Linked DNA regions of Homo sapiens: region 2 is linked to region 1. The links are chromatin contacts, found by Hi-C in ENCODE. All regions are on one chromosome and are shown on one strand. The core of a region is the stretch at or near the end of the contact, and the rest is flanking DNA. Distances in the headings are between cores, read along the strand shown.

Region 1 (6,960 bases), core at 2,944-5,443:
ACCTGTAGTCCCAGCTACTTGGGAGGCTACGGCACGAGAATCGCTGAACCTGGGAGATGGAGGTTGCAGTGAGCCGAGATCAGGCCATTGCACTCCAGCCTGGGAGACACAGCAAGACGCTATCTCAAAAAAAAAAAAAAAAATAATAATAATAATAATGCCAGGCACGGTGGCTCACGCCTGTAATCCCAGCACTTTGGGAGGCTGAGGCGGGCAGATCACGAGGTCAGGAGATCGATACCATCCTGGCTAACACGGTGAAACCCCGTCTCTATTAAAACTACAAAAAATTAGCAGGGCGTGGTGGCAGGCGCCTGTAGTCCCAGCTACTCCGGAGGCTGAGGCAGGAGAATGGTGTGAACCCAGGAGGCGGAGCTTGCAGTGAGCTGAGATCGTGACACTGCACGCCAGCCTGGGCAACAGTGCAAGACCCCGTATCAAAAAAAAAAAAAAAATCTGTGAGGCTGTCTCCTCCTCTGTAAAAACTCAGAATTCTGAGAACATCTATAGGCCAAAAACCTACCCTCAATCTAAACTTCACACCTTATACAAAAATTAACTCAAAATAGATCACAGATTTAAATGTAAAATGTTAAAAAAAACTATCAAACTTTTGGGGAAAATAATAGGAGAAAATCTTTAGGACCTAAGGCTAGGCTGTAAAAGTTGATCATACACATTGGATCATTCTTGTCTACAAAACTAAAATAGAGTTAAGAGGACAGTGGGGGAAAGCACCCAGGGTACATAACATTATTCCAAAAATGCAATTCCCTATGAGCCTGGCTGGTGAAAGAAACTCCCTTTTACAACCTGCAACCAGTTTTATCTATAGCTGCTGAGATAACTTGCTACAGATCTAGGACTAATTTTGCTTACCACCATCACTTACCAGTCAGAACTCTTCAGCTCCCCAAACCCTTACCAGTGCCAAGGAACTTTCTCAAAGAGCACTAAGTAACATTTCTGCTTTCAAGAAAACCTCTAACCTTCTTTGTGTTCTCCAGACACATCAAAGACCACCCAGTCTTTGTGCATGCCCTGAATTGCAATTTTTCTTCCCAAATAAAACGTTAAATATAGAGATTCATCTCTACATTTTCATTTTGACTTCAACAAAGTGAATAGTTCTTAGACTTGATGCCAAAAGCATGATGCATAAAAGGAAAAATTGATAAACTGGACCTCATCAACATTTAAAACTTTAGCTCTGTGTAAGACACCTCGAAGAGGATGAAAAAGCAAGCTACTGACTGGGAGAAAATATTTGCAGAGCACACACCCAACAAAGGTCCTGTAGCTAGAATATATAAAGAACTTTTGAAATTCAACAGTATAAGCCTGGGCAACATAGCAAGACCATGATTCTACTAAAAATAAAAAACAATTAGCCAGGCATGGTGGTGCACATCTGTAGTCCCAGCTACTCAGGAGGCTGAAGTGGGAGGACGGCTTGAGTCCAGGAATTTGAGGTTGCAGTGAGCTATCATTAAGCCACTGCACTTCAGCCTGGATAACAGAGCAAGAGCCTATCTCTAATAAAACAAAAAAGTAAAAAAGTTAAAACTCAAGAGTTAAAAAATAGACAATCCATTTAGAAAATGGGCAAAAGACATGAACAAATGTTTCAAAGGAAAAGACAAACAGATGGCATATAAGCCCATGAAAAGAGATTCAATGACATTAGCCATCAGGAAAGCACAAATTTAAGCCACAATAAGATATGATCTACCTATCAGAATGGCCAAAAAAAAAAAAAAAAATAGCGGTAACACCACATGTTGGCAAGGATGTGGAGAAACTGGATCACTCATACATTGTTGGTGAGAATGTGAAATGGTACAGCCACTCTGGAAAAAGTTTGGCAGTGTTTGAACATGCAACTACCAGGACCCAGGAATAACACTCTTGGGCACTTATGCCAGAGAAATGAAACCTGATGTTTATATACATATGTGTATGAATGCTCATAACAAGGTTATTTGTAATAATCAAAAGCTGGAAACCCCACATATCCTTCAATCACTGAAATGGTTAAGCAAACTGTGGTATATCCATACCATGGAATACTAGTCAGCAATGAAAAGCACAAACCATTGATCCATGAAACAACCTGGATGACTTGCTGGAGAATTATGCTAAGTGGGAAAAAAGGCCAATCCCAAAAGTTTATATACTATATCTTCCATTTATATAGCATTCTTGAAACAGCAAAATTGTTGAATTGTAGAATAGATTAGTGGTTGCCAGAAGTTAGGAATGGTGGTCGGGGGAGGTGTGGGGATGGCTACAGAGAAGGAGATCTTTGTAGTGACAGAACAGTTCTGTATCTTGACTGTAATGGTGGTTACACAAATCTATACACATAATAAGGTTGTATAACACACATAAATGAGTGCATGTAAAACTGGTGAAATCTGGCCAGTGCAGTGGCTCACGCCTATAATCCCAGAACTTCGGGAGGCCAAGGTGGGAGAATCACTTGAGGCCAGGAGTTTGAGACCAGTCTGAGCAACATAGTGAGGCCTTGTCTCTACAAAAAAAAAAAAAAAAGAAAAAAGAAAAAAGAAAAAAAATTAGCTGGGCATGGTGTCTCTGGTCCCAGCTACTCAGGAGGCTGAGGCTTGAGCCCAGGAGTTCAAGGCTGCATTGAGCAATGATTGTACATACCACTGCACTCCAGCCTAGGTGACAGAGCAAGACCCTGTCCCAAAACAAACAAAAAACTGGTGAAATCTAAATAAGCTTTGTGGATTGCACCAGTGTCAATTTTCTGGCTGTGATATTATTGTATTATAGTTATGCAAAACGTCGCTACTGGGGAAAACTGGGTGCATACAACCTTCCTGCTCATCAACTGCAGAAGTGTTGGGGTGGTGGAGGTGGGAGTGAGGCCTTGGACTCCCTTCCTGAACTCTCCAGCCTCTGTGCATTGGTAAGAACACAGGGAGAAGCTGAGGCGGCTCAGAGAAGGTCTTACAGGGGATCCACAGTAGCAGAGGGGCTATAAATGGGTCTTCAGGACCCTCAAGGCAGGGCTCCCCCGCTGGGATCACCTCCCCTCTCTGGCCCTGGGGCAGGAGGAGGATGCAAATATGTGTGCCTGTTCCCCAGGGGCCACTATGTTCAGTAGCATAAAGCCCTTGGGGGGCTATATGGCAGAGTGTAGGACTTCATGCTTGAGGGGTCAGTGATGGGGACCACAAGGATGCTGGGCCTAGGAGGCTAGTCATTGCCCAGGGCAGTGGACTCAGAGGCAAGGAGTCCTGATGGGCCATGAATGGTGGAGAAGGCCTTGGAGGGGGGGGGTTTGAGGGCACAAGGCCTAGAGATGTCACCAGCCTACGGAAGCAGCATCCTTACGGGACCCAAACCAGCCCCATCCAGATCCAGAGCAAGTATGGGGGATGGGAGGAAGGGCTGGGCCTGGTGCCGGGCAGACTGGCTGCGGCACGCGATGGGGTGGGGGCTGTTTGTTGGGCCAGATTTAATGGGCTTTGCTGTCCCACCCTCAAAGCCTGCCTTCAGATGTGGTCTCCACGCTCCCCATAACCAGGGTCCCAACCCCAGGGGACGCTCAGCAGAGAGCTGGGCCTGACCCCAGCCCACAGCGGCCCTCTTGGCCCCTCCCTGCCCTAGGGTTCAGGTCGGGTGCTGCCCGCCACGCAGAAGCAGTCCGGGGACCCCTCCCAGAGGGGATCAGGGCTTAGGACTGAGAACTGGGTATCTGCTCAGGAAAGCCCTGAGTTTGGGTCAGTCAGTGCCCTATCCCTGCCTGGGGGCTCCCAGCCCAGTACCCTAGACCTGTTTCCACAACTGGACAGCTGGGTATCTATACAGCCGCACGGACTTCCCGCCACGCCGGCGAAACTGGGCACAGCCAGGGTTGATCCAGGATCACCAACAGACCCTGGGGGCACAGGGGGGTGCCAAGGCTGTTGACCCGCTGTGTGACCTCAGGGAGAACACTGTCCCTCTCTGGGATGGGTGTTCCAGGAGCTCTTGGGCTTAGGCCTCTGATATTTTCGGAATTCGGGCACCAGGGGACCGTGGGCAGTGCGTCCGCCCCAGGTCTGTCTGTCTGTCGAGGGGTGAATCAGCTTCCGGCCCCGCCCCGGGCGGCACGTGACCGCAGGTGGCGGCGGCGGGGTAAGCGGGGCGGCCCTGAGTCACCGGCGCGCCCCCGCCCAGCCTCGCGCCGCCGCCGCAGCCGCCGCGTGTGCGCCCCGCTCCGCCAGCGCCCGCTCGGTAAGCAAGTCCCGGCCGCGCCCCCCGGATCCCGGGTCTCGCGGGGCGTCGCCGCCCCGCAACCGCGTTTCTGGGTCTCCTGGACCCCTCCCAGAGCCCCAGCCTCCTCCGGGCAGGCCTCCTGGGTTGCCGGCACCCGGAAATTTTAAGACCCCTCCCTTACCCGGAAGCCCTCGGTTTGCGGGGCGCCTCTGTGCCGGGGCCGCCTCCCACTCTAAGAAGCTACTGGGAAGTTCCCCGGCTGCCCTAGTTTCCCTCAGAAGTTGCGAGGACTTCAGGCAGCTCCGGAAATCTGGGATATGGGTTCCCTGCACGTAGAGGCACGCTGAGCCCTGGGACGTGGCCCACCGCTCCCTCACCGCTGTTCCGATCCCTTACTTTCTTCCCATCCCAGTCCAGTGCCCCCACCTCATCTTCCCAGCCCCAGCCCCAGCCCCGTCCTTCCCACGCCCACCTGAGTTCCCGGCCCCGCCCCCGCCGCCCCTCCCCGCGCGGCCCGCCCTCCCCGCCGAGCCGGGCTCATCAGGTCTTTCCCGCAGATTGCTCATGGGCAGAGAAGCAGAGGCCGCGGAGAGGCCCCCGAGCGCGCGGTGCCCCAGCTGGGCCGGAGCTAGGAGCTGGACCTTGCCCACCCACCCCCGGCAGCAGTGCCCGGGCAGGCGGCGCCATGGCCTTCTCTCAGGTGCAGTGTCTGGACGACAACCATGTGAACTGGCGCTCCAGCGAGTCCAAGCCTGAGTTCTTCTACAGCGAGGAGCAGCGGCTGGCGCTGGAGGCCCTGGTGGCCCGCGGCCGGGACGCCTTCTACGAGGTGCTCAAGCGGGAGAACATCCGAGACTTCCTCTCGGAGCTGGAGCTCAAGCGCATCCTGGAGACCATCGAGGTGTACGACCCGGGCTCTGAGGACCCTCGGGGCACGGGCCCCTCTCAGGGGCCCGAGGACAATGGGGTCGGCGACGGCGAGGAAGCCAGCGGGGCGGATGGGGTCCCCATCGAGGCCGAGCCGCTGCCCTCCCTGGAGTACTGGCCCCAGAAGTCGGACCGCTCCATCCCGCAGCTGGACCTGGGCTGGCCCGACACCATCGCCTACCGCGGCGTGACCCGGGCTAGCGTCTACATGCAGCCCCCCATAGACGGGCAGGCCCACATCAAAGAGGTGGTGCGGAAGATGATCAGCCAGGCACAGAAGGTGAGGCAGCGCGGGGACTCCTGGAGCCATGGCCCAACCAGCCACCGGACCCCTCTCAATACAGGCTCACTCAGAGCCCAAAACGGGAGCCCAACATGGGCTTCTAGGGATCTCTGCTGTTTTCCCTGGCTGCCTCTTGGGTGGAGGTTTCCTCCCCACCTTCGTGGGGATCCGCAGTTTCTTTGCAGGGTAGGGTTCCCAGGTCCTAGCAGGTGACAGTGGGCTGCCCCGTCTCAAAGGGCCTCTTTATTGTTGGAGGGTGTTTCTGGTTCCCCAGAAGAAGGCACCGAGATAGGGTGGAGTGGGGAGGGGAGGAACCCCAGGGCTTCCTCTCACTCTCCCTTAGAGTGGCTCTGATTCACTGTAAAGGCGCGCACACACCATGAGCTCTCTGGTGGGGAGAGCTTTTGTTGTGGGGTGAGGGAATAGGCATGGTCCAAGTCCATCTGAGACTGGCCTGGAGGTCCTTGTTCAACACTGCCTGTTTCCTAGCTGTGCTGAGCAACTGGGAGCAGATTGCACACCCTCTCTGAGCCTCTTTGTGAGCTTTGCAATGGTGGAAACTTTCCAGGCCAGGATGCTTGGGTGAGGGAGGTGTGGTCCTCATCTGTGGAAGTGGAGTGAGTCCACCTGAGCATTGTCCACCTGAATTTTGCCACCGGAAGGGACCTCAAGCCTTCTCTGGCCCTCCCCTTCTCCACCCCTGTTGGGCTATGCAGTGCCCTAGCTGTGGGGGGCCATTCTTGGCTGACACACCGTCACACATTCTGAGAAGGGGTGCTTGCCATTTGCAGAGACAGCTAGGCCACTGCTGGACAGTTGTGACCATGAGCAGGTGCTAATGCCTGCTGCACGTAAGTACCTTCTCATCGTTTCCAAGCACATCTTAATTTGATAGATAAAGCTTACCTAGTGAGCTGTGTTGAGAAGGATTCTGAAGCCAGGTCTGGGCCTCAGGTTGTGGGATGAGGTGTTCCTAGCTGGGTCTAATCCCTTTATACTTCCAGTCCCAGAGCAGGGCAGCCAATTGCAGAAGACCAGAATGCTGGCTTCGGGGACCATCCTGGCTAACTGACAGGGCCTTGGGGAAGTTCGTGGGCAGAGAAACCAGACGTGGGTCAAGAACTGGTGAGGTGGCCCCTGGCCCTGGCCCCAGTTTCCAGGAAGGTGGAGTCCCTGCCCAACAAGGGGACCAGTTGGGTCAGCTAGCTGGGTGGGGGCGCCTGGCCCCTGGCCTGGCTGCTCTCAATTCACTGACTGACCCTGGGCAGCTTTGAGGCTTCGGGTTTCTGATCTATAAGATGGAGGTGGTGTGGATAAAAGCTGCATCTTTGGCTATTGTGAAGATGGAATATCGGGTGACAAAAGTAAGGAAGGAGTTAGAGGAAGAGGAGGAGGAGGGGGAGGAGGAAGGGACCTTCATAGTTTGCAGACTGAGAGACCCGCCCCACACCTGCTGTGGTGTGGAGGAAGTGCTGCTGATGTCTGTGCCTGATGGGGATGACTGGCTGGAGGCTAGAGAA
Region 2 (6,960 bases), core at 3,228-5,727, 220 kb after region 1:
TCAAGCAATTCTCCTGCCTTAGCCTCCCAAAGTGCTACGATTAGAGGCATGAGCCACCATGCCCAGGCTGGCCTTCTTTTCAGTTCCTTAAACATGCCAAACTTGGGCCCCGTCAGGTTCTTTTGCACTTATGGTTCATATTACCTAGAACACTATTCTCTTACCCTGCTCTTTGAAAGACTCATTTCTTCTCATTTATTCAGTAAATACTGAGTGCCTACCAAGTGCCAGGTACTGCTGTAAGTGGTACAGATTTAAAAAAAAAAAAAAAAAAGACAAATAGCTCTGCACTCCTGGAGTTACATTTACTAAGATGGGGAAGACCACGGACACAAAAGATTTCGGGGCAAAATCAGCAGTTTGATTTTGGACATTTTAAGATGCTAAATGACATTTTAAGATGCTAAAACCAAAAAGCGTTGAAAGGGAGATCCATTGGAGTGTTTTAAGTGTAAGACTGCATGTTCTGACTCACCTGTTAGAAAGAGAATTCTGGCTACTGTAGTAAAAATCTGGAGGGGGAGGGGAGAAGAAGGAGGGACAAAAGCACAACGCTAGGAGACTGGTTAGGAAACTACTTTAATCACGAGGCCAAGAAGTAATGGCTTGGTCTAAGATGGATGCAGTGGAGGTGATGAAAAATAGATTCCAAGTACATTTTAAGGGAGAGCTGACAGGATTTGCTGATGGACTGACTGGGGAGGTGGAGGAAGGGTAAATAAAAGGAATCAAGGAAGATTCCAAAGTTTTTGTCCTGAACAACTAAAAAGATAAAGATGGCTAAGACAGACTCCTAGCATTCCAATAATTAGAGATCACAAAGATAAGAAGGAATAGGCTGTGGGGACTGAAAAAGAAGTACCAAGGAACATAAGGTGAGCCAGGAGGGGGTAGTGTCCTGGAAACCAAACAAAGTGCCTCCAGGAGGAGGATCCATCATCTGTGTCAAATGCTGCTCATAAGTAAGATGAAAACCAAAGAGAGACCACTGTATTTTTTTTCTTTTTTTTGAGACGGAGTCTCGCTCTGTCGCCAGGCTGGAGTGCAATGGCGTGATCTTGGCTCACTGCAACCTCCACCTCCCGGGTTCAAGCGACTCCCCTGCGTCAGCCTCAGCCTCCCGAGTAGCTGAGACCACAGGCACATGCCACCACCCCCAGGTAATTTTTGTATTTTTAGTAGAGACGGGGTTTCACCATGTTGGCCAGGATGGTCTCCATCTCTTGACCTCATGATCCACCCATCCTGGCCTCCCAAAGTGCTGGGATTACAGCCATGAGCCCTGCACCCAGCCATGACCACTGTATTTTTAACAGGTCATCAGGGAACTCAGTAAGAGCAGTTCCAGTATGGTTGGGAGAGGGGAAGAGAGACTGACTAGAATGAATACAAGAGAGACTGGAAGAATTAAAAGACAAGCATATATGATACAAGTCTTTAAAGGAAAAAGAATGGAGTGACCAGTGAAAGAGCATGTGGTGTCAAGTTTGTTTTGTTTGTTTGTTTGTTTGTTTTGAGACGGAGTCTGGCTCTGTCGCCCAGGCTGGAGTGCAGTGGCGCGATCTCGGCTCACTGCAAGCTCCGCCTCCCAGGTTTATGCCATTCTCCTGCCTCAGCTTCCCGAGTAGCTGGGACTACAGGTGCCCGCCACCACCCCCGGCTAATTTGTTGTTTTTTAGTACAGACGGGGTTTCACCGTGTTAGCCAGGATGGTCTCGATCTCCTGACCTCGTGATCCACCCGCTTCGGCCTCCCAAAGTGCTGGGATTACAGGCGTGAGCCACCGCGCCCGGCCAAGTTTTCATTTTTTAAGGTAAGAGAAATTAAAGCACGTTTATATGTTGATGTGAGCAAACGTTTAAAAGGATTAAAAAACTGATGATACAAGAAAGAGAATTACTAGAACAATGCCTTCCAGTAGGCAAGAGGAGATGGAAACCAGGACACAGTAGACAGGAAGACCTAAGAATGGAGCACTAACAGTCCAATTATCATAAAAGAATATGAGACCCTGAGTAAACATGCAACTAGGCAGCTAGTGTGAAAATTGTCTTCCGACGGCTTCCATTTTCAGTGAAACAAGAAGCAACGTTACCAGCTGAGAGAGGATAAGAGAAGAAACGTTGAAGATTTGAGTTTTAATAGTTGCCTAAGGCGAGAGGGTGAAGGGGCTATGGAAATGTAGAATGACCGCCTGGCAGCACTAAGGGCTCGACTGAGGTTCACGTCACAAATTTATCAAGTGGGAACCGTCGGCCGGGCCTGGCGGCTCACGCCTGTAATCCTAGCACTTTGGAAGGCTGAGGCGGGTGGATCACCTGAGGTCAGGAGCTCAAGACCAGCCTGGTTAATATGGTGAAACCCCATCTCTACTAAAAATACAAAAATTAGCCGGGCGTGGTGGCAGGCGCCTGTAATCCCAGCTACTCTGGAGGGTGAGGCAGAAGAATCGCTTGAAGCCGGGAGGCAGAGGTTGCAGTGAGCCGAGATCACACCATTGTACTCCAGCCTGGGCAACAAGAGTGAAACTCCGTCTCATAAATGAATGAATGAATCAATCAATCAATCAATAAATAAATAAATAGTGGGAACAGTCAACATTGTTGTGTTTCTCCAGCCTCATCCGGCCTGGGCGCAGGTTCAAATGTCAGAAGCATGTGAACCTGAACAACTCCATCTTCAATAGGAGCTGGGTAAAATGAGGCTGAAACCTACTGGGCTGCATTCCCAGACAGGGCATTCTAAATCACAGGATGAGATGTGAGGTCGGCACAAAATACAGGTCATAAAGACCTTGCTGAAAAAACAGGTTGCAATAAAGGAGCCAGCCAAAACCCACCAAGACCAAGATGGCCACGAGAGTGACCACTGGTCGTCCTCACTACTAGACTCCCATCAGCGCCATGCCAGTTTACAAATGCCATGGCAACATCAGGAAGTTACTCTCTATGATCTAAAAGGGGAGGAATGAATAATCCACCCCTTGTTAACCATACCACTAAGAAATACCCATAAAAATGGGCCACCAGCAGCCCTCCAGGTTGCTCTATGGAGTAGCCACTCCTTTACTTTCTTAATAAACTTGCTTTCACTTTGCACTGTGGACTCACCCTGAATTCCTTCTTGCCTGATCCAAGACTTTTTTTGTTTTGTTTGAGACGGAGTCTCCCTCTGTAGCCAGGCTGGATGGAGTGCAGTGGCCCGCGGCTCACTGCAACCTCAGCCTCCCCAGTTCAAGCGATTCTCCTGCCTCAGCCTCCCGAGTAGCTGGGACTACAGGCGTGCACCATCACGCCCAACTAATTTTTGTATTTTTAGTAGAGACAGGGTTTCACCAAGTTGGCCAGGATGGTCTCGATCTCTTGACCTCATGATCCACCCACCTCGTCCTCCCAAAGTGCTGGGATTACAGGCCTGAGTCACCACGCCCGGCCAAGGACCCTCTTTTCGGGTCTGGATCGGGACACCTTTCCTGTAATACAGCTGAATTTAACCATTATTAGATTTTCTCCACTCAAGGCATCTCCTCATAAGCAGTCTTTCCTGACCATAAATCTTAGTTGTCCTATCCTCAGACACTTGTTATTTCATCACCCTGCCTTTGCAATTATCTGAAAATATCTTTGGTTATACAATTTATCGTGTCTCCCCACCCAACCCCCATCTCCTAGAACCCACTTCCCTAACCCAAAAATACGGGGCAAGAAACCTGTCTGTACTGGTCACAACCCTATCCCTGGGCCTACAACCGTGTCTGAGTCATAGTAATCCCTCAACAAATTTTGTGTGAACCGAAAGAAAAAAACACTTAAGACAATCTAAGTGACCATAAACAGTAGTTTTTTCTAAAAATATTATTAATCTTACGAGTCTCTGGTTGCCAACATGTGGACTACAATTAACTCTAAGAGCACAAAGGAGAGAATCACCAACAACATTAGTTTGGAAACAGCAATTTGAAAGCGAGGCTCTGGCGGTGTCGCCGATTCCTACAAAATAGCATCGCACCCCTGGGTGTCAGGAAGCTAAGAGGCCCGCAGGCCGCTCCTCCTCAACTCCACCCCGGCAATAAGGGTTGAGGAAAGAGAGACCCCCACTCGCGCTGGTTAACAATGGGCGTCCCCACAGCCGCAAGAAGTACTTGCTCTGCGCCGCACGGGTCACGCCGCCCCCAGCGGCCTCAGAACCCCCAGCAGCCCTCCTCAGACAACTACCCACAGCCCTCCACTCCCGGCCGCCCCGCTCCTCCTCGAGTTCGAGTAGCGGGCGCGGGGGACGCGGGCTCCAGTCCCACGGAACCTGCAGAGCCAGTCCCAGGAGCCGCCACCCTCCCAGCGAGCCCTCAGCCCCTCACCTGCTGCAACATGGCGGCCCTACGCCAGCCCTACTTCCGGGAGCCACGTCAGCGCAGCAGCGTACGGGTCCGGGTCGGAACTGAGGCGACCCGTCACCAAGGGCCAGCAGGGACCACTGTAAGAGCCTCAGTCCGGCCTCACTTCCGCTTTGAGGGAGCAAATCCAGGGGCGGGGCGAGCGGGGGCGGGGCGAGCGGCCCGGACACGGCGGAGGCGGAGCCTGGAGCAGGAGCGAAAGGGAAAGGTATTGGGGCCACAGTGGGCTCTAAGTGGAAAGCTTCATGGTCTGTTTTACGGAAGTATTTGCTGTCCACCCAATGCAAATTCTAAAGTCGTTCCCCCAGTGTCGCTGCCCCGAATGCAGGGGGGCGGGGTTTTATTGTATAATATAATTTTCTTTAAATATTTTACAAAGACTTACTCCTGTACAGTATTACTTTTGTACTTTAAATTGTAGAAGCAACTTTTTAAAATATGTTCTTGCAGAGAAGTAAAACGTTAAGAAAAACAAGGCAGGAGGACTCTAGAGTAACTAATGGACGGTATTATTATGGGAGGTATAAACTTAGACGCCAGGAGTTGAGACCTTGCGCCCTGGAGCTTAGGCGCCTGGGAACTCTATTGCCAATCATATCACCAACCTTTATGTACTTCTTTCATCAGTTGTAAAGTGGGGGTGATAATGGTTTCCTTACAGTGTAAGTATCTAGTAAATGGGAGACGTTATACTTACTACAGTTTTAAGTCCAGCCGCTCATGCTGTGATCTTGCCTGAACAAAGGATGTGAAATTAAGGGGCGTTAAGTCATCTTTGAAGCGGTGATGATGACAATATCCTATCTGTCTGGCCGAGTCAGACTGCTGTTGGCATAGTGGTATTTGCACGTGTCCTTAATTGAAGGGATTCTATTAAAATCACAAATTTTACGTGGCTGATTGCCAGTGCCATTTAAAACCTGATATTCTAATAATGAAAGGGGGAAAACACACACACGCGTTTCTAAAGGCAAGACATTTCGGCAGCACAATTGCATTCGTGCCCTTGGAGATGAAAAGCTAACAAATTTGGGGCCTGTACGTCCAGCCTGCCCATGGCAGGTTTTCAGTGGTCCACTCAGTGCTGTGGAGTTTTGTGTTGTTTTTCGTAGTTTTTGGTTTTTTAAGACATTGTGTTTGAATTCATTATCGTCTTTTAATTTTTAATAGCTAATTTTTAAAGCTAATTTTGTATTTTTAGTAGAAACGAGGTTTCACCACGATGGTCAGGCTGGTATCAAACTCCTGATCTCAGGTGAGCCACCCGCCTCAGTCTCCCAAAGTGCTGGGACTACAGGCGTGAGCCACCGCACCTGGTCAAGGCTTGAACTTTCTAATGGGCCATAGCTCTTGTAGTGGGCTGCACTCTTCTAAATTACCTGGTCCCTGCACCATAGTCCAAAGGTTTAAGCAGAAACCTCAATGCACTTGATGTTACTGGCCCTCTTTGTACAGAGGATAAATATGCTAATTCTCTTCCTTAGGAGTTAGCCCTGAGAAGGAAAAGCTCAATGTTGTCAAATGCAACAGGTCCACCCCACTGAGGGCTTCCCCTTTTAAATTCTTAATGGGTTTTATCAGGCTTCTGTGCAAAAATACCAGAAAACACCAATGCATGACCCTGATATAATCCCATAACTTCATTTGCCAGAAGAACTAATAGCACTAAATTGGTAGTGATGAATGGTATCTAATTTCCAGTGATCATCTCCCCATCCCCCATCAACGAAACTGGGCTTTCCTAATGCTCACTAAATTGTTTTCAGTGGGACTACAGATGCTAATCTCGCCCAACCTCCTTCTGTTTTCTTATTTTGATGATATCAAATATTTGGCTCAGAGGAAGATAACTGGGAGTTCCCACATTAATTACCAGGAAGAAACAGTCAAAAAAAAAAAAAAAAAGGCCAAATAGCAACATCCGCTTGGCTTTCTGTTTATTGTAAAACATTGTAATTTCCCAAGGCTGGTTTAGATAAATACATTTTGTCCAAGTTCAGGGGCCGCTGTTTTCCCTTGCTTCGTGAAATTATCAATAGGCAGGCCTTTGATCTTCCTGATCCATGCAGCTTTGCTGACTTTTCCTGGATCAACCACTCCAGTGGACTCCCTGGCCTGATATTCCTTCATCTTGGCTTCCTGGTGCTCCTTCTCCTCCTTCACGGTCAACAGCACGAACTCAGTGTTCACTCTAAAAGGATCAAGGGCTGTATAGATGCGAGGCCGTTCTTTCTTAAGAGACAGGGTGGCTGTGCCCACTTGTGGAGCTAGCATGCGGTTTGGTTTAATGACCTGCATACTGGTCAGGGGACCCGTACTGCACACAGCCCTTTCAATTGAACTGGTCACTTGGTCTCCACCCTTTAAGCTGCCAGAGAACCTGGAGCGGATAATCATGGGCTGGGGTATGGTGGACTGGACTCTAGGACTGTGCAAAGAGATCTTCAAGTTGGGCTGCAGTTTCTGGATTTCAAGGGGAATACTGGTTCGTTTCACATCTATAGGAGGATTGCTCAATCTCAACCGATCAACTGCACGTTGGATTGATTTTCCTTTGAAATTCAAGACCT

The links. Hi-C counts contacts between places; a loop is a spot of excess contacts on that map. Pooled maps may share reads with other maps.
Region 2: a loop to region 1 is called in a pooled map, with 17 times the contacts of the local background. The contact joins the promoter of TVP23B here to the promoter of FAM83G in region 1. A Hi-C loop is called at or near these places in 8 of 50 pooled maps.

What each region holds. Positions count from the first base shown.
Region 1 is chr17:19,001,997-19,008,956 of GRCh38, reverse strand. FAM83G (family with sequence similarity 83 member G) reads left to right here and starts at 4,193. Exons shown (of 6, transcript NM_001039999.3): 1 at 4,193-4,248; 2 at 4,788-5,437. The coding sequence starts at 4,916. All of the region lies in intron 9 of SLC5A10 (solute carrier family 5 member 10), which reads right to left. RefSeq lists silencers at 2,207-2,501, 4,022-4,321.
Region 2 is chr17:18,778,700-18,785,659 of GRCh38, reverse strand. It overlaps TVP23B (trans-golgi network vesicle protein 23 homolog B), which reads right to left and starts at 4,477. Exons shown (of 7, transcript NM_016078.6): 1 at 4,355-4,477. The coding sequence starts at 4,366. It overlaps FBXW10 (F-box and WD repeat domain containing 10), which reads right to left. Exons shown (of 14, transcript NM_001267585.2): 14 at 6,311-6,960. The coding sequence ends at 6,362.